3 separate regions of the Mus musculus genome follow, and regions 2 and 3 are each linked to region 1. A link is a loop called in an ENCODE intact Hi-C map of the cell type or tissue named here. Cell type or tissue: gastrocnemius. All regions are shown on one strand.

Region 1 (8,000 bases):
CACACTGCTCAACATCGACCCCTTCCAACACCCACAGTGACCAACCCCTGTGACCGCAAGAAATGTGAATGGCTGTGTCTGCTGAGCCCCAGCGGGCCTGTCTGCACCTGTCCCAATGGAAAGAGGCTGGATAATGGCACCTGTGTGCCTGTGCCCTCTCCAACACCCCCTCCAGATGGTATGCATGCCCTTTTCCTGGGTACCTGAGGATCCCTTACCTATAGCCTCTGGCTCCCCTTACCCTTGACCCCCTTCCCCTTCCCATGCTCTGATGAGCTCTTACTGCAGCCCCTAGGCCTGGAACCTGCACTCTGCAGTGCTTCAATGGTGGTAGTTGTTTCCTCAATGCTCGGAGGCAGCCCAAGTGCCGTTGCCAGCCCCGTTACACAGGCGATAAGTGTGAGCTGGATCAGTGCTGGGAATACTGTCACAACGGAGGCACCTGTGCGGCTTCCCCATCTGGTATGCCCCCAACCAGGGATGGTCCTCTCCCATCATCCTCACCTGGCCCCTTCTATCGCCTCCAGCATCCACTTCAACCCCATCTGTTCGTCAAGGTGCCTAGGATCCCTGCTATAGGCCCAGGTGGTCCCCAGTGCCATGGTCCCACTCACAGATCCTCTCCCACCAGGCATGCCCACGTGCCGCTGTCCCACTGGCTTCACGGGCCCCAAATGCACCGCACAGGTGTGTGCAGGCTACTGCTCTAACAACAGCACCTGCACCGTCAACCAGGGCAACCAGCCCCAGTGCCGATGTCTACCTGGCTTCCTGGGCGACCGTTGCCAGTACCGTGAGTATTCACCTCAACCCCAGGGAAGGAAGAGGGGAGCCAGAAAGAACCCAAAGGAGCAGGTTGAGAGGATGGAAGACGTACGCAGATGAGCCAAGCCCAGGCTGTGGGTGCTGCCTCTCATGTTGGCGCATCTGCCTAAGCCTCCAGGCATTCAACACAAGGAATGCTTAGGGTCATCCTAGTGTTCTGGGGTCTGTGACAGGGCATTAGGAGGCTCAGGAGTGGGTGGGAGTTATTCATAAGTCCTGGACCCTGCATAAGGTACTTCCTCTCCACTCCCAACCACAGGGCAGTGCTCTGGCTTCTGTGAGAACTTTGGCACCTGTCAGATGGCTGCTGATGGCTCCCGACAATGTCGCTGCACCGTCTACTTTGAGGGACCAAGGTGTGAGGTGAACAAGTGTAGTCGCTGTCTCCAAGGCGCCTGTGTGGTCAATAAGCAGACCGGAGATGTCACATGCAAGTGAGTGGGGGGTCTTGCCTCCACATTCTGCTCTGTCTTCTGGCCCCGCCCCATCCTGCCCCTCCTGGGCCCGCCCCCTCTCCGGGCCCTTCCGGCCCCGCCCCTATCTTGCCCCTCCTGGCCCGGTTCCTGTTCTAGCATCCCAGATACCCTTCTGCAAGCCCCAGCTCCAGATTTTGATTCCTTTCCACAGCTGCACTGATGGCCGGGTAGCCCCCAGTTGTCTGACCTGCATCGATCACTGTAGCAATGGTGGCTCCTGCACCATGAACAGCAAGATGATGCCTGAGTGCCAGTGAGTTGGCCCCGCCCCATCAAATCTGAGCAAAGGAACAATATGACCTATGACCTCCTAGTTCCTGCAGCTAAAATGGTCGTGGAGGTGATGCCCACCCACTGAGTTTTGCTTTCTTGCCTGCAGGTGCCCGCCCCATATGACAGGACCCCGGTGCGAGGAGCAGGTTGTTAGTCAGCAACAGCCTGGGCGTAAGTGGTGGGGAGGGCAGGGCTGCCACGACATAGAGCAAGAAGAGCCTTACACCTCCCATCTCCCTAGGCTTCAGACTCAGTTTCCCGACTTCTCTCTCCAGATATGGCCTCCATCCTGATCCCTCTGCTGCTGCTTCTCCTGCTGCTTCTGGTGGCTGGCGTGGTGTTCTGGTATAAGCGGCGAGTCCGAGGGTGAGCCACTGGGAGTCTGAGAAATTCTGGCTGTTATTTTACAATCCGATAACCTTACCAACATCACGGTTCCCTGACTCCTGCCTCTCCCCAGGGCTAAGGGCTTCCAGCACCAGCGGATGACCAATGGGGCCATGAATGTGGAAATTGGAAACCCTACCTACAAGATGTATGAAGGTGGAGAGCCCGATGATGTCGGGGGCCTACTGGATGCTGATTTTGCCCTTGACCCTGACAAGGTATGCCAGAGGCCATCGAAGGGGCTTCTGGAACAGGATCAAAGGCCGGAGGGGTGGGGTTGGGGTGATCAAGGCAACCAGAGGTGTTACACAGAAGTGGGAGCTGGGGTATTCTAATCATATGAACCTTTTTTTTTCCCAGCCTACCAACTTCACCAACCCAGTGTATGCCACGCTCTACATGGGGGGCCACGGCAGCCGCCATTCCCTGGCCAGCACGGACGAGAAGCGAGAACTGCTGGGCCGGGGACCTGAAGACGAGATAGGAGATCCCTTGGCATAGGGCCCTGCCCCGACGGATGTCCCCAGAAAGCCCCCTGCCACATGAGTCTTTCAATGAACCCCCTCCCCAGCCGGCCCTTCTCCGGCCCTGCCGGGTGTACAAATGTAAAAATGAAGGAATTACTTTTTATATGTGAGCGAGCAAGCGAGCAAGCACAGTATTATCTCTTTGCATTTCCTTCCTGCCTGCTCCTCAGTATCCCCCCCATGCTGCCTTGAGGGGGCGGGGAGGGCTTTGTGGCTCAAAGGTATGAAGGAGTCCACATGTTCCCTACCGAGCATACCCCTGGAAGCTGGCGGCACGGCCTCCCCACCACGCCTGTGCAAGACACTCAACGGGGCTCCGTGTCCCAGCTTTCCTTTCCTTGGCTCTCTGGGGTTAGTTCAGGGGAGGTGGAGTCCTCTGCTGACCCTGTCTGGAAGATTTGGCTCTAGCTGAGGAAGGAGTCTTTTAGTTGAGGGAAGTCACCCCAAACCCCAGCTCCCACTTTCAGGGGCACCTCTCAGATGGCCATGCTCAGTATCCCTTCCAGACAGGCCCTCCCCTCTCTAGCGCCCCCTCTGTGGCTCCTAGGGCTGAACACATTCTTTGGTAACTGTCCCCCAAGCCTCCCATCCCCCTGAGGGCCAGGAAGAGTCGGGGCACACCAAGGAAGGGCAAGCGGGCAGCCCCATTTTGGGGACGTGAACGTTTTAATAATTTTTGCTGAATTCCTTTACAACTAAATAACACAGATATTGTTATAAATAAAATTGTAAAAAAGGAAAAAAAAAAGAAAAGAAAAGAAAAGAAACCCACTGTGTCTGCATGCTAATGTGAGAATTTGGGAGCTGGGGCTGTGCTTGCCTGTTCCAGCCACCAGAGGGAGCATTGCTGCATGCTGGAGGCTGGCCTGAGAATCCTAAGGTCCACGTCTCCAGCCCCACTCCATCCTCCTGTCTTGCTATGGCAGGGAAGAGCTGTTTTGCTCAGTGTATGACCTTGAGCCTTATGATGTGACTGGTAGGATCTGGTGTCACCCGGCCCCAGTGCATTGACTCAGACATGTGCTTCACTGTTCTCCTGCCCTACACTGGCCCCACAGTGAGATGCCACCCTAGAAAAAAGCACACTGGGTAATGAAGGCCTTTAGGAAGGTCTGCTCCATGCTCCTTTTGAAATGTTGACATCTCACTCTATGACCTATGAGTAAAACCCTGGCTGTTGGGCCAGCAGAATGGCTGGGTGGGCAAAACACTTGACTTTGCAAGCCTGGTAGCCTGCGTTTGCTCTTGGAACCCATGTAAGAGTGGGCAAGACCACCGGGCAGTGGTGGCGAACGCCTTTAATCCCTGCACTTAGGAGGCAGAGGCAGGCGGATTTCTGAGTTCCAGGACAGCCAGAGCTACACAGAGAAACCCTGTCTCGAAAAACAACAACAACAACAGCAAAAAAAAAAAAAAAAAAAAAAAAAAAAAATGGGCAGGACCAGCTCCGTAAAATTATTCTCTGACCTCCATATGTACGCTTTGGCAAACACAGAATTTTTTTTTTTAATTAAATACCTGCATTAGGGGATGAGATAGAGGGGAGGAGAGCCAGCAAGGCTCAGTTTGCCCATCAGCTTCCGACATATGCCTCTCTCTCAACAAACATTGCAGACATTCCAGGAGTTGACCAGGAAAGGACTTACACTATCTTAGTTGTTCCAGATCTCCTTGAACCTCTTTCAAAGGGGAATGAACCCCTTGCGGAAGACTATGCAGCTTTACACTGTCCAGGACTGGGGGAGGGTTAGAACCCTGCTCTTCTAACAGCAGCAAACAATGCCTCCCAAAGGAGCTGTCCAGCTTTTCATCTCTGACCCTCCCAGGGTATTTCTCCTTTGAATCCTCCCCTCGGGGAAGCTTATGGGTAGATGAACATCCAAAGACAAGACCCTCCTTTTCTATCATCAATTTTATCTCCAACCTCATCCCTGAAGCCCGGCTATGAGATCTTCCTTGCTCCTCCAGACTCCTTATGACTCTGGGATGAGCGATCCTGCTGGGAATAAAATGGGGGTGGGGGTGGGGGTTGGGGGGGGGTCATTGTTGATCCTTAAATGTTGACTTGTGGCTCTTTCTGGCCACCAGGTGGCGTCTACACTGCTGTAACACTGCTTATCCTAAAGCTCCCCACACTAATTATGCACCTGCTGCCGAGGACCCTAGCCCAGCCTCTCACTTCCTTCCCTGGGGCTATTTTGCGCTGACCCTTCTACCCTCTGTCAGCCATCTTCCTTCCCTCCCCCAGAGTCTGCTCATTCCCCACCACCAGTAATCCCACCCTCTCCACCCCTTCCTTCTGCCAGCCTGCATCTGTAGCCCCCCCCCCCCCCGGAGCCACTGATTCTCTGCCTGTCACCTCAAGATCTCGGGTAGAACAAGACAGGCCCCCAACTGCTGCTTTAGAAAGCCTACCCCTTCGTTAGCACCCTCCCTCTCTGGCCAGGACCAGAAGGGTGCACTATCTTCAACCAAGCCAAATGCAAGGGAGTCTCAAAAACCAAAAAGGACACTGACTGATTCAGATCAGATTGAAAAGCAGATATTCTTAGATGGAAAGAGTCAGGGACAGAGGCAAAGACCCAGAGATAAGTACTGTGCACATGTGTGTATGTGTGCATGCACTTGTAATCTCTGAGAGAATTGGACGGCCTGAGATTAGCTAAAACGATGGTGATGGGGAGGGTCAGGTCTCCTACAGATAGATACTTTGGCCGTGGGCTTCTAGGCACCCAGGATGTGTGACCACCCTTTGCCTTCACCCAGAACTAAAGCAGCTCCTTTGCTTAGGGTCAGCCCTGGCCAGCCATTTGGCCTTGTCCCTGACACTTTGTCTCATCCTGCCTTTATTCGTTCAGCCCTGACTGCACCCCAAATCGCTGCTCCCTGGTTTTTGTCTCCTTGAGTGTCACCAAGTACACCCCTGTCCTTTCCCTGACCCTCTTTTCAGTGTCTGTCACTTCCTGTGTGTCTGTTATTTTCATATCCCTAGGCTTGTCTTTCAGATTGCCTGTGTGTGTGTGTGTGTGTGTGTGTGTGTGTGTGTGTGTGTGTCCCTGTGGGTATTTGCCTCTGTCAAGGCAAGAGGTACTTTGGGTACCTAGCTGTTTCTGTATATCACTGTATGCTACTGTGTGTATAAATCATGTGTGTCCGTCTCTGTGTGCTTATGTGCCTCTGTGTATGCTGGTCTGTATGTGAAGTGGCCTCACTGCTACAGTGTAGCAGGGTACTATTACAGTGGGGTAAGACTGGAGACACACCTTGGGATGTGTGTCTGTCTCTTCATCTCTTTGCATGGTCCTATCTCTTGCTGTCTAGGTGTTGGTCATACTACCTACTCAGCCTCAGACACAGCGCATAGCAACAGCTGACAGCTGAAGACTCCCTGGGTAGGGGAGAGAGAGAAAGACCAGTGGGAGGAGGAAACACGAAGAAACAGCCCTGAGGATGAGAACAGAGACCGTGCTGGAGCTGGGGACAGAGAGAGACAAGGACAGAGATAGACAGGGAAGGGGACGGGATGAGAAGAGCTGAGAGTGGAAGATGGGATTGTGGGAGAGAAAGCACAGGGCTCGTACCAAGAGGGGCAGAAGGCACTGAGGACTTCCTGCCTAGCACCAAACAAGGGTGCTCTGGATCAGGCCAGGGTCAACAGTGCGGATCAGGGGCTAACTTAAAAGAGCCGGTTTAGCCAAGGGGTCCGGGGGCCGCAGAGGTGCCGCGGGGCGGGGACAGGGCGGCGGGCGCCGTTTGTCAGCCCTATTGACAGACGTGATGGGGTTTCCGTCCGTGATCAATGATTCTCATCTCCAGGCCGAATGAGCCGCGGGGCGCCCATCCATCCCCGTCAGCGCCGCGCTCAGTGCTAGTCGCCCGAGGCCCCGCCCGCCCTCACCTCGGTCCCTGTCCGGATCACTGCCCTAGACCTACCTCTGCCAGGATTATAGAAACACCCCCCACCCATCCACCTCGGGCATCACAGGACAGGGTCCTGCTGCGTTCCCTAGCCTGTGTATGGGAACTCATGCTCCGCGACGACCCCTTCCCGCTCACAGTTCAGGGCCTAGAGTCCCACGCCCTATTGTAGCCCTCATCTGCCCCAAGACCTGGCGTCTTTGGGGTGCTGCTCCCCAAACCCCTTGCCCCTCTCCAGCTTCACACCTGAGCCAGGGGTGTGTCCAGGGTGTGTCACGGTGAAAGTCACCTTCCTTGCCCCCAGCTGGGCGGGAGGGGGCGCGCGGGGCGCGGCCGGGATTGGAGCACCGCGGAGCCCCGCCCCCCCACCCCGCCCGCCCGACTCAGACCCAACTTTCTCCCCCGCCCGCGCCCCGCCCCCAGCGCCTTGCTCCGCTCCGCGCTCAGTCCGCGGGCCGAGCCGCCCGCTCCCGCTGCTCGCGCCGCCGCCCTCTGCCCGGCGTCCCTCACCCTGAGCCCAGTCCTGCCGGACTCGGGACCCGCCCTGCCCGACCCGCTCGACCGCTCGGGAAGATGCGGCTGCTCCCGGAATGGCTCCTCTTGCTCTTTGGTCCTTGGCTCCTTAGGAAGGTAAGGGTGGCAGAGCCAAGGTGCGGGGTCCGGGACACGAAGAACACTGCATGCCAGGGGGCTCCGCGCGTCCGCCCCGCCCCCAGGACTAAGCGTCCCAACTTTGTGCGTCGTGGGGGACGTGGACAGACAGACTGCCCGCTTTAGGACTGGCATGCACCCAGCAAGTTGGCTGAGGGTTAGAAGAAGGTGCAGGGTGGAGGCCCGGCTCCAGTCGGATTCAGGCGCGACGGGGGGAGGGGACGAAGCGCGACCCGCGAGTGCGCCAGACAGAGAAGGAGTGCGAGACAGACAGACAAGCCAGCGGGTGTTAGCCTAGCCTTCTTTCCGCACCTACCTCGCTTGCCTCCCTCTGTCTGTCTGTCTGTCCTTCCACCTCTCACCCTCCACCTTCCCATTCCTCTTCTCCTTGTCACAATGCCAGGTAAGCTCTGCGATCCGAGCATACATTATCCAGGCACACGCGCTTACACGGACCCACACCAGCAGGGCTGAACTTGGCTACAATCTTCCATCCCATTTCCCGCGGAGACACCATCTCCCCTGCATAACCTCACAGACACACCCCCCTCTCACGCCTGGTGGTTGTTGTCTGGGAGGGGAGTCTCTCCTTACATCTCCTTCCTGCCCCCACCCTTCTCACTGTCTCTTTTCCTGGGGTTTCTGGGTGAAGACCCAAAGGCTAAAAGGGCCCAGAGCTCATCCTGCCCGACTCTTGCCTTGAGATCTTCAGCCCATATGGGCTCACAGTGCGGACATGGAGTGTATGGGTTAAAACCAGCCCTTGTATGCATGTGTCCAGGGAATCCAGGCACTGGGACCCAAGGTGAATGTCTATGTTGGCATGCCATGGTGGAGACATTGTCTTTGCATGGTTGATTGTGCCTGCTTCAAAGCACTGCCATCTATTTGTGCCCTGAAGTGTGACCCACAAGGGTAGTTTAGACTCTGCCCCCAACTTCCT
Region 2 (8,000 bases), 58 kb after region 1:
TCTACAGCAGAGGTTCTCAACTTTCCTAATGCTGCTACCCTTTAATAACAACATTTTGTCATGGTGTAGTGACCACCCCCAACTATGAAATTACTTTCATTGCTACCTCATAATTTTGCAAGTAAAATTTACTACTGTTATGAATTGTAATACAAGTATATTACAATGCAAGTTTTCCAATGGTCTTAGGCAACCGCTGAGAAAGGGTCATTTGACATCACCCCCAAAAGGGGTTGCAACCCACAGGTTGAGAACCACTGTTCTACAGCATTCCTTATACCATTTGTGGATAGTCTGGTTTCTGTACTGTGAGAAATACATGCCTCAAGACTATGACATGGTATTTTAAACTGATAGCTGTGGGAAGCCTAAACCCAGAAATACAGTATCTCTGTGAAATGTTAACAATGCCTACCCTGATCACAGCTGTTAGTTACTATGGTTATTAGAAACAGTTTCTCTGTGAAATGGTAACAATGGCTGTTCTGATCAAAGCTGTTACTAGAGTTATTCCTCAGGAGATAGGGGCACCTACCAAAAGGAATATAGGACAAGCAAGAATTAGGTATACAACTCTTTCTGTTTCCAGTATTCCTCATGCTTCTGCCTTGCCACAAATCCTGTTCTTATAGAACACACCCTCACAGACCACGGACAGACAGCAAGGCTCTTGTAACTCCACAGCCAAGAACTGTGGGCTCGCTCCTGCTGCTTGTCTCCATACTCCCTTCCCAGGTCATTTCCACCTTTGTTCTTTGACACTAGCCTAGAGTTCTCCTGCCCTTTAAAAAACGACTTCCAATTCTCACCTCAGAAAGGAGGCCAGGGTGAGTGGTTGAACTAGAGGGAGAGGCTGGCTGGCTGGGCTGTAATTGCCTTTTCTCTCAGCTGCCTTCCCTAAGCACGAGAGAGTGAGGGTGTGTGTCTCACTCGTGGTGACAGGTTAGTTTCTTAGCTTCCTGTTCTGATTCCTGTGCTCTGAACAGTAATTCACACACAAACACACAAGCACACACATCAGAGTAGTTCTTTTCCAAAAGAAAATATTAGAAACCAAAAGACAATGCGGCCCTTGAGCTCCACTCTGCTCTCAGGAACTGTTTTGCTACCTTCGTGGTCAGGAATAGATGACAAGAGGACTAGACTGCAGATTAATTTGAGGTCCATATTCCAGCACTTTTCAGAATGGAGATAAGAGGTAGGAGAAAAAAGGGGATTCTAGTGAAAAAGCAGAGAGGTGTGATTAATATAAAGTAAAAAAAGGAAGGGTTCATCAGCACCGTGAAGTAATCAACTATGAGGGAAATAAGATTTGCAAAGGATTTGTATTTAGTATGCAAACAATTTATTTTAATTTTTAAAAATTTATCTTTGCTATTTTTGAGACAGGATATGACTCTCACCCAGGCTGGACTGTAATTCACTATGTAGCCTAGGCTGGCCTTGCACTCAGGGCAGTCCTTCTGCCTCATCCTCTTAAGGGCTGAGATTAAAGGCGTGCACCACTATAGTTACTTTACAAACAATCTACACAGCATGTATATGCATCTGAAGAGAACATAAACATACGGTGAGACAGGTAGGATGTAAACATTTTAAAACTGGTACCTGAGAAGTCTGCAATGAAGGAAATCAGAGAGAAAAATTCTGTACAGAATAAACTGGGAGAAAGCGACATGAAGGACACAGAGAGCTGAGCTGAGGGCCTGGGTTAGTGAGATCCCTCCGCACACTCAGGAGCTCGCCATCCCTGTCCTATACTCACTAATAGCTTTTGCATGCTGTGCTGGTCCCTCAAGAAACAGCTTTCTATGTCTCTTCCAAAAGCACCACATGCTTGCAAGGCCACCAAAGACTGACCCAGACATCCCACAGATACAGGCCACACAGGGACAAGACAAAATGGCAAATGGTCGTTATACCATGTTGTACTGCTGGGGCGGAGAGACTGGCAGAAGGACCTGGGGACAGGAGCTTGGAGAAAACTGAACCGGCTGTGGAGAGGGCTGCAGGGCCGGGACTGGCTGTGGGCAGCACAGCGGCATGTGGAGAGGAAGAGAAAAGCATAAAGGGAGGCGGAGGGAAGGGAGGAACACATTAGTCATACAAGACATACTTATGAATCACGTGGCCGTTGAGCAGGCTGCCCGCCAAGCCCGGGATAGCTTGTGACTTCCACATCTCTCTCAAAAGAGACCCAGTATACCCCCTGCCCCATTTGCCACTTAAACTCTGCAACTGTGAGTTATCTCGGGGCTCTCAGGGGCAAGGTCTAAACGTGAGTTCAAGCACAGCCTTCCCAGGGTGTATTCTGTGCTGAGCACACAATCACTAAGGAGCTCCGCCAACATCCCCTAAATGCCCACTTGAGGTCTACTGTGTACACCCAAGGGCAGTTAGTTCTCCTTGAGGAAGTGACATCTCCCTCTATAGGGAGGAAGAGGAACAAACCACCAGTAGATTCTTGAGTCATGATTTTCTGTGTTCCTTCAAGTTGTGAGGGCAACATGAAAATGCCCTCATGAGCGAATGGGGCAAACTCGGAGGAAAGCACAACCAGAAGCCCGCGGTTTTTATCCCTTAATCCCTTCACTGGCCTCAGGAAGGAGACTGTCTACTGAGAACACACAGGGTTCTAGATCAACTAACTATTTTCCTTCCGTCTTCCTGTCCAGTCCTTTGGATCACTTCATCACTTCTCCAGCTGGAGCCCCTGGTGCAGGAGGGTGAGCTAGGAGAGTGGTCAGGAGGGAGAGGGAAGGAACATGGAGACGCTGCTTCATGACAGAATTCCTAGAGATAGGGTAACTTCTAATTACAGCAGTGAGAGTAAGGGTGGAGCTGGGGTGCAGCTGAGCAGAGTACTTGCCTGGCACTGCAAGGCTCTGGTTCAACCCCAAGCCACAGAGAAATCAAATGGCCCATCGAAATCAAAGCTATGGCTTGGAACCCAGAGGGGACGGACTGGGGACCTTGGCAGAGGATCTGACATCTAGAGTTTTAAAGAGTTACTGAGAATCCCGGGTGTCCTGGAGAGGGACATTGCTGTAGCCTGGAAAGTTAGCTCAGCCCACGGACACCCTATAAGCCAACGGCATTCTAAAGGTAACTGCTGTTCAAGCTGCCCAACGTGAGCTGCAAACGCTGCAGGTTCTATTTTCTTAGACCTCTTGGGGGAGGACTTACCCTGGGTCGGGCCTTTTGAACAGTGAAGTGGCAGAGCAGCTCATTTTCACTAAACTGCAAACAATTTGTTATGCTACACTGCTGTTCTAGGAGGAATGCTTATTTCAAAGTGTGAATAAAGCATGTTTTCATTGCAAACTTCAGAAACCACACTATAGATATGTGTGACCATAATTCTTTGTATTTTGGATTAATTGTGCTTCAGTAAATAAGGGAATTTGACATGTGAAAAGTTCTAAACTGAATAGTATATAACAATAGTAATTACAAAACAAAATAAAACAAAAAACAAACAAAAAACCCCAGCTCATTTTCCACACATGTGTGCGTTGTAAATGGAGAGTGAGCCAGGAATGGTGGCACACACCTTAACTGCAGCACTTGGGAGCCAGAGGCAGCCTGAGTTGGAGGCTAGTTTGGTCTGTACAGGAGTTCAGGACAGCCAGAGTTACATAATAAAGATGCTCTGTGGGGCTGGGGAGGGTGTGAGGAGAAGGAAGTGGGGGCCAATGTTCTTCTGACTCCTTTAAACAGGAAATGCCACGGTAAAGGAGGACCTCACTGTTTTGTTTGTTTGTTTGTTTTCTTTTTTCCAAGACAGGGTTTCTCTGTGTGGCCCTGGTTGTCCTGGAACTCACTCTGTAGACCAGGCTGGCCTCCAACTCAGAAATCCACCTGCCTCTGCCTCCCGAGTGCTGGGATTAAAGGCGTGCGCCTCCACTGCCCGGCCCTCACTTCTTTTTTTTTTTTTTTTTAAAGATTTATTTATTATTATATCTAAGTACACTGTAGCTGTCTTCAGATGCACCAGAAGTGGGCATCAGGTCTCATTATGGATGGTTGTGAGCCACCATGTGGTTGCTGGGATTTGAACTCAGGACCTTCGGAAGAGCCGTCGGTGCTCTTAACCACTGAGCCATCTCTCCAGCCCCTCTCACTTCTTTTTAAATGTGTATGAATGTTTGCCTGCCTGGGTAACATGTACCAGTTGTGTCTCTAGTGACTATAGAGACCAGAGGAGTGTACCTGTTCCCGTGGTACCAGAACGACAGATGGTTGTGAGCCACGATGTAGGTGGGAGGAATCAAATCTGGGTCCTCTGTAAGAACAGCTAGTGCTCGTTCCCACTGAACTGTCTCTCCAATATTGCCATTGCTATTTTGTTGTTGTTGTTGGTGGTTTGGTTTAGTTTGGTTTGGGTTATTCTACCATTATTTTCTTGGTTGGTCTCAGAAACCAAAAGGACATCTGTTGCCACCTACTGGTGAATTCTGGGATACATGATAGCTCTGGGATGTGTAGAGAGACACTATAGCTACAGAGTTAACAGGGCTCCTTTATAACATTCATTCCAGTCTAAACTCAACAAAACCCAGCCACTGAGCCTTCACTGCCCCCCCCCCCTGGTGTCACCTGCATCGCTGGTGCAGGAGGGTCATTTCTGCTTAGTGAGAGGAAGTGTCCCAAGAAGAGTGAGAGTCTTGTTTTGCCAGCACTATGTCTGGGACTGGGCAAATGCCTTTTGATCCCTTTCCCAAAGTTTTCTAAAAGCTTTAGAACACAGTAGCATATACTGATTTGGTCTCTTCCTTCATTTCTACACTGCTATATTACTTGAGGAACCAAACAGTGATTATTTCTGTGCAACTTCATAGCCTCACAGTGCAGACAGCCATGAGAACAAAATGACAAGGAGAACAGGAAGGCAGGGATGGAGGTGAGGAAGGAGAGGCCTCGGGGTGAAGTCAACACCACAACAGGACGAAGAAAAGAACTGAAGTAGGAGAGGTTGTGGGAAGAAAAGGTAAAGTAGGAACAAATATTAGATGATGGTAAGGTTAACAGCTCCCATAAATAAATACCCCCAACTTCCCCAGGGTCAGACTGTTTGGGAGTCTGTGATTATGATTGACCTCCAGAGAGAACAGAAACCTTTGAATCCCCAATCTATAGCATCGAACCCAACACCACACTCCATACCAACAGCCCTTCCACTGAACAGCAGAATCCAGGAGCAGGGGGAGGAGAAGGCTGGAATTTAGAGCCTATCACTTGCCATTTACTTCAAAACATGAGTCCCAAATGGTCATTCTTCTATCTCTTTACCCCTTCTCAATTCTTGCTGTGTTTTAAGTGTAGATGTCAGATAGAAGGAAAAGACAAAAGACTAAGAGGGAAAAGGGGGAGCAAGACTATTAAAATATACACATTTCAGAGAAAAAGACTACAGAACGCTGGGACCTTAGCAAGTGAGATGGACATACAAAACACCATGGAAGGCTGGGGGCAGGGCAGCTGGAAGAGGAGCACTTTACCCACTCACAGGCAGAGCAACGGACCCAAGTGCACATCTTAGCAGAGACCTAAGCTAGTATGAACAAGACCTAACAGGGCATCCTGGGATCCTCCCAGTTGAGTTTCCAGTTCATACTGACCAGGTTCTTTAAAAAACAAAACAAAACAAAACAACAATAATAAATATTATTAGTATTATTAATTATTATTATTATATCCCATCTGCAGTTTCCCCTCCCTCCTCTCCTCCCAGTCCCTACTCCCAACCTCCCCACTACCCCTCCCCATCCATTCCTCCTCCAATTCTCTTCAGAAAAGGGCAGACCTCCCATGGATATCAACCAAACACAGCATATCAGGTTGCAGTAAGAGTTGCAGGCAGGGTTCCTGCCCTAGAGATGCCATGCTGGACTGGGCAGGGAGGGAAGCAGCCTGGCAGGTAAAACAACGTAAAGACGGAGTGAAGAGTAGACATGAAAGGGCTTCTGACTACAAAGGATATGAGGTTAGATATGGGACTCTAATCATGAAGAGCTCTGCTTACAGGACAGTGCTCTGCTCAGAATATTAAGATTCAATTGACAGAAAAGCTGACTCAGGCTGATGGCTTTCACGGTCTGCACGGAAGCACAAGATTTCTCAAACCTTGGTTAACAGCAACATCAACCAAGGTCTCTCTGTGTAGCTCCAGCTGTCCTGGAACTCACTCTGAAGACCACGGTGGCCTTGATCACAGAGATCTGCCTACTTCTGTGTCCTGAGTGCTGTGACTAAAGGCAATTGCCACCGCTGCCCAGCAAGTTTTGCCTTTAAAGGAAGCTCTTGCTCTCCAGCTCACGGAGCTCAGACTCACTCTGCAGCCCTGCCTACGCCCCTACCTCAGCTTCGCCAGGACTGGACTTACAGCATGTGCCATGCCACCTGGCTGGTCTCTGCCTTTGAGAGGCCTGGACCTGTGATATTTTAAGTTTCAACATAGATACAGTGAGCAGAATGACTTTGTTAATTTACAGAGGATTTTAAAGGGTGCAGCAGAAACACAACTTGGAGTAAAAGAGCCACAAATTCTCAGATAACCAGAGGTCAACTGCCAGGCACACACCTTTCAATTCTCAGCACTTAGAAGGCAAAGGCAGGTAGACTCGGTTCCTGGCCAGCCAGGATTACACAGACAGACCCTGTCTCATTAGAAGAGGAAGAAATAAATATACAACAGAGTTCTCAGGTTAGCCAAGTGTGACAGTGCACATCTGCAATCCAGCATCTGAGAAGTTAGGGGAGGACATCAGGACATCAGCTTAGGCTGCCCCCAGCCTAAACTTTATAGCTAATGTAGGCTTCATGACATCTTGTCTCAACAGAACACAACAACAAAAGGAATGTCTCAGCCAAACAAAACACTTGCCCCTGTCCTGCCCTCCCAACAATTAACAAATAAGAAATGGAGGCAGGCGTAGGCTGCTTCCATGAGGGACATGGTGGCCTGAGCGTCACTGACTTGGAACAAAGGGTGCTGGACACTTGAGCAGTAACTCACCTGTGAAATCATGTGATTATTCAAGGGTGGCTGGTGTTGAGGAGTGGGTGGGAGAGCAGGAAGTTGTTGTTGTTGTTGTTGTTGCTGCTGCTGCTGCTGGGCAGTACAAGGAAGAAGGCCCCGGACAGACTGGGGTGAGGTGACCTGGTTGCACACTTCTGGGGCACCTAGTGCCATGCCTAAGGCAAAGAGGAGACCCGCCCCAAGTTGTAAATACAATGCGCAAATGGAATTCTGAGGGCCCAGCTGCAGGATTTTACTTTTCTTTGCCCTTTCTTTCTGTTCACTTTCTTTCCCAGTTCCCCACAGTTGCCACAGATCCACGCAAGGATAGAGCTGTATTGCAGCTTTTCTGCTGACCGCTTAGAAAACACCTTGAATGTTAACGGCTGGTTTGAGAACTGAACAAAATGTTCTGGAGCAGCAGTTCTCAACTTGTGGATCGCAAGCCCTTTTGGGGGTGGTATCAAGCGACCCTTTCACAGAAGTTACTATCTACATATCAGCTATTTAAACTACAATTCATAACTAGCAAAATTATGGTTATAAAATAGCAACAAAAATAATTTTATGGATGGGGGTCATCACAACATGAGGAACTGTATTAAGGGGGTCACAGCATTAGAAAGGTTGAGAAATCTGTTCACAAGATAGAGGCAGGCAGATCTCTGTTGAGTTAGAGGCCTGCCTGGTCTACATAGTAAGTTCTAGGACAGCCAGGGCTATATAGAGAAACCCTGTCTCAAAAACAAACAAACAAAAACAATAAAAACAAAAACCAACCAACCAAATGACTGCTCACATATGTGAAGCTGCCGAAGCACCTCCCCTGCGGTGTCTAAAGTCAGTCTGTGTCTCGTAACAGGATGGCTTAAAACATGGGGCTTCAGAGATTCCTGTCCACTATGGGACCTTGCCTTCTCCTTACTGCCTCCCCACTTGTGTGACACCATCCTTTATGAAAGCTGCTAAGAAAACAACT
Region 3 (8,000 bases), 200 kb after region 1:
CTCTGACCTTACTCTATGACCTCCTCAGACACCAGAAATGCACGCAGTATACATACATGTATACATACATGCAAGACATTTCTACATATCAAGTAAATACATAATAAAAACTAATTTTATAAAAATTACATATACGGCTGAAGAGATGGCTCAGCAGTTAAGAGCACTGACTGCTCTTCTAAAGGTCCTGAGTTCAATTCCCAGCAACCACATGGTGGCTCACAACCATCTGTAATGGGATCTGATGCCCTCTTCTGGAGTGTCAGAAGACAGCTACAGTGTACTCATAAATAAAAATTACATATATATCTCAAAACAGGGTTTCTCTGTGAAGCCCTGGCTGTCCTGGAACTCACTCTGTAGACCAGACAGACTCAGAGATCTGCCTGCCTCTGCCTCCCGAGTGCTGGGGTTAAAGGCGTGCGCCAGACAGCCTGGAAATAAAACAGTTAATTTTAAGTGAATACAGGAGAAAGCAGTCTTGTGGTTTGTGCTTGTCACCGAAGCACTGGGGAGGCTGAGGCCTGGACAGCTGTGAGCCTGAGCTCAGCCTGGGCTCCTGAGTAAACTCTGGGTCAGCCTGGACTACTGAGTAACAGTCTGTCATCAAAACACAAAAGCATTTCCCTTTCCGCAGAACTCAAAAGGCTCCAAAACTGTCAGTCTGTGTAAGACAAGTCACATGACACGTGTAGAACTCTTTCTCTGTGGTTACTGGTCTGGCCTGGCTGTGGGTACCTTGTAAATTTCATGGATGTAACTTGTCAGTTATATGGAGTGTTGTCCCTTATCTGTTTCTACTGTGACTCCTTGCACTTGTTAGGTCTCATATGTGTCCCTGTCTTCATCTTAATTTTTTTTTTTTTTTTTTTTGGAGACAGGGTTTCTCTGTGTAGCCCTGGCTGTCCTGGAACTCACTCTGTAGACCAGGCTGGCCTCGAACTCAGAAATCCGCCTGCCTCTGCCTCCCGAGTGCTGGGATTAAAGGTGTATGCCACCACTGCTTGGCCCATCTTAATTTAAAAACAAAAAACAAACAAACAAAAAACACTTACTTTGCAGAGCCAAGAAGGTGGTTTAAAAACAGCGCTATGGCCTGAGAGATCTGTTTAAGGGAAGACTCTCTCTCCCCACCCCGCCATGCTTTTGAGTCTTTCTCAGGTGGGAAACTGAAATAGAGGCCCTCTCTCTGTGTCCAGTCACCATGGTAACACAGATTCAAAGAGACAGGGTACTCCCCTATCACGAACTACCCAAGGGGCTCGCAATCTTCCCTGGCGTGCCCTTCTGTTTCTTTGAGCTCACGCAGCTCCCTGGGCATCCGATTGGGCTTTGGGGACAGGAACCTGTCAAATTTCCTTAAGTTCGCCAGTGCAATCATTTCCACTCCGAGGGGTGCCATGTGCTAGGACGACCAGCAGAGGGCGCGAAAAGCCTTAAAGAGAGAGGTGTGGAGGTGGCAACTGCGTCCAGAATTTGGAGATGGAGAACGGAGTTTCTCCAGAGAGGTACTCTACACAGAGCACCACTGTCCTCAGTGATCTGTGAATGCACATTCTGCACTTAGAACTCTAGCCCGTGTTCTTCCTTCATGTTCCATAGGTCGCACCCCCTCCCCTCCTCTACATCAGTCAACCCAACTTCTTTCTCCCAAACCCCAACTCTCCAAATGCTCCACGTTCCATCCAAAGAGTGAGGCTGGCCTACAGACCACGACATGGGGAAAGCTCAGTTACGACCAATGAAGCCGAAGACCGAGGCTTCTGGTTTAACTTTCTGGGTGAGCTTTCCCCCCTCCCTCTCCCGCCGCGCAATATTTTCCTCAATGTTTTCCTGGCTCTGGTTCAGAGCCTCTTCGTGGACAGCCGATCCAGGGATCCGCGCCGGGATTTACTGTCCACCAAGAGCAGCGTGTTCGGGCGGGGGGGGGGGTAGTAGGCAGTATAGGGTCCCTCAAGGGAGGGGGAGGATCCTGGGGGTCCTGGGGGTGCCATAAGCCCGGCACCCCCTCTCTAGCTTCTATCCACCCAGCTCATCTTCTAGAACGGTCCGAAGGAAGGATATACGAGGGAAGTGAGCGGGAAGAGCCGTAGCGTGCGGGTGGCAACAGCGAGAAAAAGTTTTTGCAAAGGGGAAAAAAAAAGTTTGCGCTTCTCGCGGGTGGTCCCGGCTCGAGGCCCGGCGGGCTGGGCCGGCGGGAGGGCTGGGGGCCAGGTTGGGAGGGTGGGGTGGCACTGAAGCTGCGCTGCAGTGGCCCTGTGACCCCCCTCCCCGCCACACACCTCCCCCCCCCCCCAGCCCAGTTTCCAGCCCTGGACCACGCATCCCGAGCACCGCGCCCCGACGGAGGTGAGAGGGGGGCAGGCGGGAGACCACCTGGGAGCGATGGGGGAGGGGCTGAGGAGATGCTCTGACGCCTAGGGACTCACCCTATCCCAGAAGGAGACCTGGGGCTCAGAGGCAATATGGGGTTGGGAGAGTTTGGGGAGAGCAATTAGGAAGTTTGGGTGTTTTCTTGTTTTGCTTTAATTTGTGCCTTCTTTTCTCTGCATCCCCTTCTTTTTTTCTGACAATCTGTGTCTGTCCCAGGTCTCTTTGTCCGCGCCTCTCCCACATACTAGAAATCTCTCCCTTTCTTGAGGTTGGGATGAAGAAGCAGTTGGGACGGCCAGCTGGAGGTCTGCGTGGTAGAGGGAACTCCAGGTGCGTCTCTGAGCGCCGTTGGAAGACGTCAGTGTTTCTAAGACGGGACCCACCGCAAAAGAAGGGAGCGCTCAGTGGGGTGGGAGTAGCGGTGTGCCAGGCAACAGAACCCCTGAGGGCCGGGCTGGGATTGGACTCCTGACCTGTGGCTGTGACAGATGTGCACATGGGGTTTAGGGGCAAAGGAGTGGGTTTGGACTCGGGAGGAGGCTGGGTGGGTTTCCTAACATGCGGTGTAGGCCGTAGAAAATCCCTAGGAATTCTGGACTTCTGAGTTCCCAAAGACTGTGGGCAGGGCCCCCGAGGAAGAGGAAGAGCTGGGGAGACCTTGTTTTGACCCTCTGACCTCAGGACCACCGGGGCAGCTGAAGCCAGGCGCCGGGAGACCCCTACTGGGGCAGAGCGGGACCACTGGCTACTGCCAGCTTGTGTATCCCTGTTGGCCCCCCGCCCAAGCGGGATCTGGGGACCGAGGCCCCTCCTCTGGCTCAGACCACCCTGCCTGCCCTTGCTCCCCGCTCTGAATCCTCTTTCAGGCCCCATGACCCTGAAACAATCAACCCAGGACAGTTAGCTTTGGGAACAGCATCAAGGAAAGGAAACTCCGTAGAGGCCGAGGGTTTGGGGCATCCGGAGAACCAGGGACTTTATGGTATAGGTCTTTCCTTCCAGTACGGGGAGAAAAGATGGGCAGTTTTCTTCTGGGAAGAAAGTTCGTGAACGCGGGTGATTTACCCTAGGGGGGCGGGGTTCAGAAGGACCCCCCTCCATTATCTCTCTGGGCATCCCCGCCGGACAGACGTCTCCGACTCACTCTTGACGTCACTAGGGGGTTCCCGGGGGTCTATAGGGGTTAACCCTTAGGAAGCCGGCGGAGATACCCAGGAATCCAAGGTGTCCTCTCCGCGCACACCTTATTTACACAGGCACTTCTTTCTCTTAGTTTCTGGTTTCTTTTTTCCCACTCCACTATAGGGACCCCACTTTCCAATAGTGCCTCCCCCCCCCCCCCGGGCGCTACTGCCTGCTTTCAGGATGCGCTGAGAGAGGGAAGAATGTTCCACCCTTCACCCCCCCCCTCGCTTTTCTGGGCTCCCCAGGCGGGCGGGGAAGCTGAGCCGTCTGCAGCCAGAGCCTGCGGCGGCGACTTGGGTGGGCCGAGAAGGCACGGGGGCGGGGAAGGCGGGACCGGGAAAAGGGGGTGGGGCCGACTCCAGGGAGTTGGGGAGAAGGGGTACGTACGTAGAGGACTCTAGAAAATAGACTGCGAAGATGATTCGGGTCTTTGGTAGGCTAATTCTCATGCTCCCATCCAGCCCAGAAAACCTTTACTGAAACTGGAAAAGTTAGTAGTATGAAGAGGGAGGCGTGAGTGTAGGCGGTGGCTCTCGGTGAAGGGGGCTGTCGCCCCGTTTTTATCCTGTCTCTTGGAGCTCTCGGGCAATGGAACAGGAAGAGTGACAACTTTGAGGGAACTTCTAGTGTCTGGGGGTCCTTTACAAGTCCTTCCCTTCCCTTGAATGAGTCACAGAGGAGAGAGGCGGGAGATGTGCCCCCTCATCCAGCTGCCAGCCAGCTGTGCCCCCCACCCCCACGTTAGTGCCAATGTCGAGCTGGGAGGTCTTGGATGCGGGATTCGGGTCTCGGCTGGAAAAGGAGGAGTTAGCAAAGGTAGCCCGGGCTACAGCACTTTGGCTGGGTCGTAGGGTCCGGGTTCCGTTCCCCATTTTACCCCGCCCTCACCCTAAATCCCAGCATCCCGGGATCACCCACCGCGCCGGCCGGCCCGCTCCCAGTGGTTCTCCACCCCACCCCGCCCCACCCCACCCTCCGTTCCCGGAAGGCTGAAAAACCTGGAGTGGAGTAAAAACTTGTTGAGGGAAAGCGGACCTCGCATCAGCTCCTCTCTCTCTAGCCTTGAGGACTTCGTTTTCTCATTCCCATTAAGACTTTCCTGACAGCCCCTTCCCGATTTCCCCCAAAACCAAACGGGATAGGTAAACCCAGAGTTAAACCGCCTCAGAATGACTTTAGCTCTCATCCTTTTTACTCAAAAGTCGGGGAGACGCTCTGCTCTGAAGTCTTATTCCCTCCCACACATAGTTCTCTGTCTGAGGACAGATCATTTGTGTTCTCTTCTGGCCCTACCAGTCTATCTGGACTGAAACGAGGTCTCCCTCTAGTGGACACTGGAGAGATTGCTCATGAGCTCTGCTCTTGGGCATGAGCCGGCAGCCCTGGGCATGAAGTCAGACCTTCCGTGTGTTCCACCATCACACACCTCAAAGCTGGCCCATGGCCAGAACAAGAAATGGTAGAGGGAAAAGAAAAAAGAAAAGCAAGTAGAGAGAGCTCATGGCATTAAAAATCACCTAGGACTTGTGTTGGATCAGTTAGTCCCTAACATTCCCTTGTACATACAGAGACTGTGGATCCCCAAGACTGAACGGCTGCTTCTGCCCACTCTTTGGGATGTTTCTTCTTAAGGAAGCTGAAAAACGTTATTGATTTCCATGACCAGTTTCTGAGATGAGGGTTAGAGGCACAAGGGACATGCTGGCGGGCGGGGGGGGGGGGGGATCTGTGCCTGAAACTGTCATTTATCTTCTCTGTTTCGTTCCATCTTTATAACTGGCAGATCTACATTCCTTTCCACAGGTCCCCTCATCCTTCCCTGAGACGCCATGTTCAATCCAATGACTCCACCACAAGTCAATAGCTATAGTGAGCCATGCTGTCTCCGACCCCTCCACAGCCAAGGAGTCCCCAGCATGGGAACAGAAGGTGAATACATTTACCAGTCCCTGGGCCTTGAGGACTTGGCAGTCGTCTCACCTAGCGCCAGGATCCTCTCAACTCCATCCCTAGCGCATTCTAGTTTCCTATCTACAGGAGGATTTACACACACACACACACACACACACACACACACACACCACCATGTATGTTTAGAGTTTGGGATCATATCTTATGTTGGGTCTTAAGGTAAGCCCTGTATTCCCCATTCAAAGACCTGGCTCCAGCTGTCTCTCTTTTCTAGGACTTTCTGGTCTGCCCTTTTGCCACCAAGCCAACTTTATGTCAGGGTCCCAGGGTTATGGAGCAGCCAGAGAGACCAGCAGCTGCACTGAAGGTGAGCACTGGGGCAATCCCCCCTGCCCCTGCCCGTCTGGGACTTGCTCTGCAGGAGAAGGTGGGGAAGCTAGGGCCAAACTCAAGGTAAGAAACATCCAGAGACAAAGGCAACCAGGGGACAATCAATCAAGAGGCTCTAGGCAGAGCAAGGCAAAAGCAGCAAGGTTTTTGAGCGAGGCCCCACCCACCAAGTGCAGGGATACAATGTACCTTTACAGTATCTTTCCCCCCCATTGTAATTTTATTTTTGTAACAATGTATATGTCTGTGTGAGGCTGTGCAGGTCCTGGCGCCCTCCCTGAGGCCCAGGGTGTGGGACCATCCCTGGAGATGGAGTTACAGGAAGTAGTGAACTGCTTGATGTGGGTACTAGAAATCATACTCAGATTCTTTGAAGGAACGGCAAGTGCTCTTAACCACAGAACCATCTCTCCAGCCCCCTTTACTACATCTTAACTCCTGTCTCCTGCCCTAGGATCTCTCTTTCCTCCTCCTCCTCCTCCTCGGAGTTCAGTCAAATTAACAAAGAAGCGGGCTCTCTCCATCTCGCCCCTTTCTGATGCCAGCCTCGACCTGCAAACCGTAATCCGGACCTCACCCAGCTCCCTGGTGGCTTTCATCAACTCTCGCTGTACATCTCCGGGCGGTTCCTACGGCCATCTCTCCATTGGTACCATGAGGTGCTGGCAGCCTCAGATTAAGAGGCCCCCAAGATATGTACTGACACCCACTAGAAGACTCAGACCCTTCAAACCTCCAGCCCAGCTCTAGTCCTTCCCCTCCCCCAACGCATTGGAACCCTCTTCAGGACCTCCCCAGGGCTTCTTCAACCACACCTCCCAGAAACCTGCAGGACAGAGCAAGGACTCCTGGTGGCTGATTCTCTTCACTAACAGCCTCTTCTCCACCTAGCCCTTCTTTAGGATTCCCACCTCAGATGAGTCATCAAAAAGGAACTTCACCTCCCTATGGAGTCCAGCCCTGTGTACCACATGACTCTACTCGGGGTTCAATGATGCTTCACCCCCAGTCCCGGGGACCACGTGCAACCTGCCAGGTGGGGCCCTCCACGTTGTCTTCTCCAGCTCAGGACAATTGTGGGGGAAGGGGGAGGGGACAGGTGAAGGAAGACAGCAGATATAAAAGCGTTTGGTACAAGGAACATGGACTCAGACTCTCCCAGAGGAGAGCACCGTTCTGTTCATCCCGTTTACCAGGGCAGACTGTGGAGAGCCCTCATACTCAGGATTTGGGTGGGGGGTCTGTAAGGCAGGAAGACCTGGCTTGTTTTCTCTTCTGACTATTCCACCCTCAATACCCTCACCTCTTCCCTTGGGGAAGCTGAAGTCAGAGCTGGATATGATGGTTGGCAAGTGCCCGGAGGACCCTTTGGAAGGGGACATGTCTAGCCCCAACTCCACAGGCACACAGGTAAGGGAGGGGCAGGGCTTTCCCCAGGGACCTGAGTGAAACAAACCTTGCCGCACAAATGACCCTAAGGGCTGTGTCTCTCACCCTAGGATCACCTGTTGGGGATGCTGGATGGGCGGGAGGACCTGGAGAGAGAGGAGAAGCCTGAGCCTGAGTCTGTGTATGAGACAGACTGCCGCTGGGATGGTTGCAGCCAGGAGTTCGATTCCCAGGAGCAGCTGGTGCACGTGAGCCCCAGGGGGTAACAGATGGTTGGTGGGAGCCTGAAGGAGACTAAATGGAGCTTTGAGGTCTAACTAAAGGCAAGAGGTTCAAGCGTACTGAGGTCCGAGATTGCATGCTCAGTCCTGCAGACTGAAGCCCAGAGTATCTTTGCTCTAGTAAGCTAGAAGACCTGAAGTATGGGCGGAGCTGCATTCCCCACTCTTATTCCCCCAAGAGGAGAAGCTGAGGTGATGAGTGTGGGGCTGGAAGGAGTAGGTTCAGGGTCTGGGACCTCGGAAAGCCTCTCCCTCTTCCTCCTCAGCACATCAACAGTGAGCATATCCACGGGGAGCGGAAGGAATTCGTGTGCCATTGGGGAGGTTGCTCCAGGGAGCTGAGGCCCTTCAAGGCCCAATACATGCTGGTGGTGCACATGCGCAGACACACGGGCGAGAAGCCACACAAGTGCACGGTAAGGTACCCATCCCTCCCTAGATTGGTGTCAAGTCAAGGTAGGGTCCTAGTTG

What was found. Peaks named below come from ENCODE experiments on the same cell type or tissue, not always from the same donor. Only the 100,000 strongest peaks of a DNase experiment are listed, where the experiment ranks them.
Region 2: it touches region 1 in a loop (5-fold over the local background); 3 of 42 quality-filtered maps call a loop at or near these places.
Region 3: it touches region 1 in a loop (2.7-fold over the local background); 6 of 42 quality-filtered maps call a loop at or near these places.

What each region holds. Positions count from the first base shown.
Region 1 is chr10:127,533,412-127,541,411 of GRCm38, reverse strand. It overlaps Nxph4 (neurexophilin 4), which reads left to right and starts at 6,853. Exons shown (of 2, transcript NM_183297.2): 1 at 6,853-7,036. The coding sequence starts at 6,980. It overlaps Lrp1 (low density lipoprotein receptor-related protein 1), which reads left to right. Exons shown (of 89, transcript NM_008512.2): 81 at 38-178; 82 at 289-462; 83 at 632-793; 84 at 1,085-1,259; 85 at 1,453-1,554; 86 at 1,681-1,745; 87 at 1,850-1,940; 88 at 2,035-2,179; 89 at 2,322-3,255. The coding sequence ends at 2,462. In gastrocnemius, a CTCF peak has its summit at 4,582 (motif pointing right); DNase peaks (open chromatin) are centred at 4,599, 6,390, 6,827, 7,166 and 4 more places; H3K4me3 peaks cover 1,597 bases; H3K27ac peaks cover 248 bases.
Region 2 is chr10:127,475,717-127,483,716 of GRCm38, reverse strand. R3hdm2 (R3H domain containing 2) reads right to left here. Exons shown (of 26, transcript NM_001168292.1): 15 at 7,019-7,197; 16 at 1,923-2,024. Among named protein-coding and RNA genes, the nearest start is that of Stac3, 22 kb to the left of the region's middle. In gastrocnemius, CTCF peaks have their summits at 2,412 and 4,441 (motif pointing left); DNase peaks (open chromatin) are centred at 2,117 and 4,450; H3K27ac peaks cover 1,860 bases.
Region 3 is chr10:127,335,908-127,343,907 of GRCm38, reverse strand. Gli1 (GLI-Kruppel family member GLI1) reads left to right here and starts at 2,329. Exons shown (of 13, transcript NM_010296.2): 1 at 2,329-2,349; 2 at 2,590-2,703; 3 at 5,362-5,487; 4 at 5,744-5,836; 5 at 6,314-6,518; 6 at 6,751-6,895; 7 at 7,180-7,269; 8 at 7,359-7,496; 9 at 7,796-7,945. The coding sequence starts at 5,388. In gastrocnemius, CTCF peaks have their summits at 1,415 (motif pointing right) and 4,889 (motif pointing left); DNase peaks (open chromatin) are centred at 3,852, 4,491, 4,909, 5,496 and 5 more places; H3K4me3 peaks cover 3,772 bases; H3K27ac peaks cover 3,386 bases.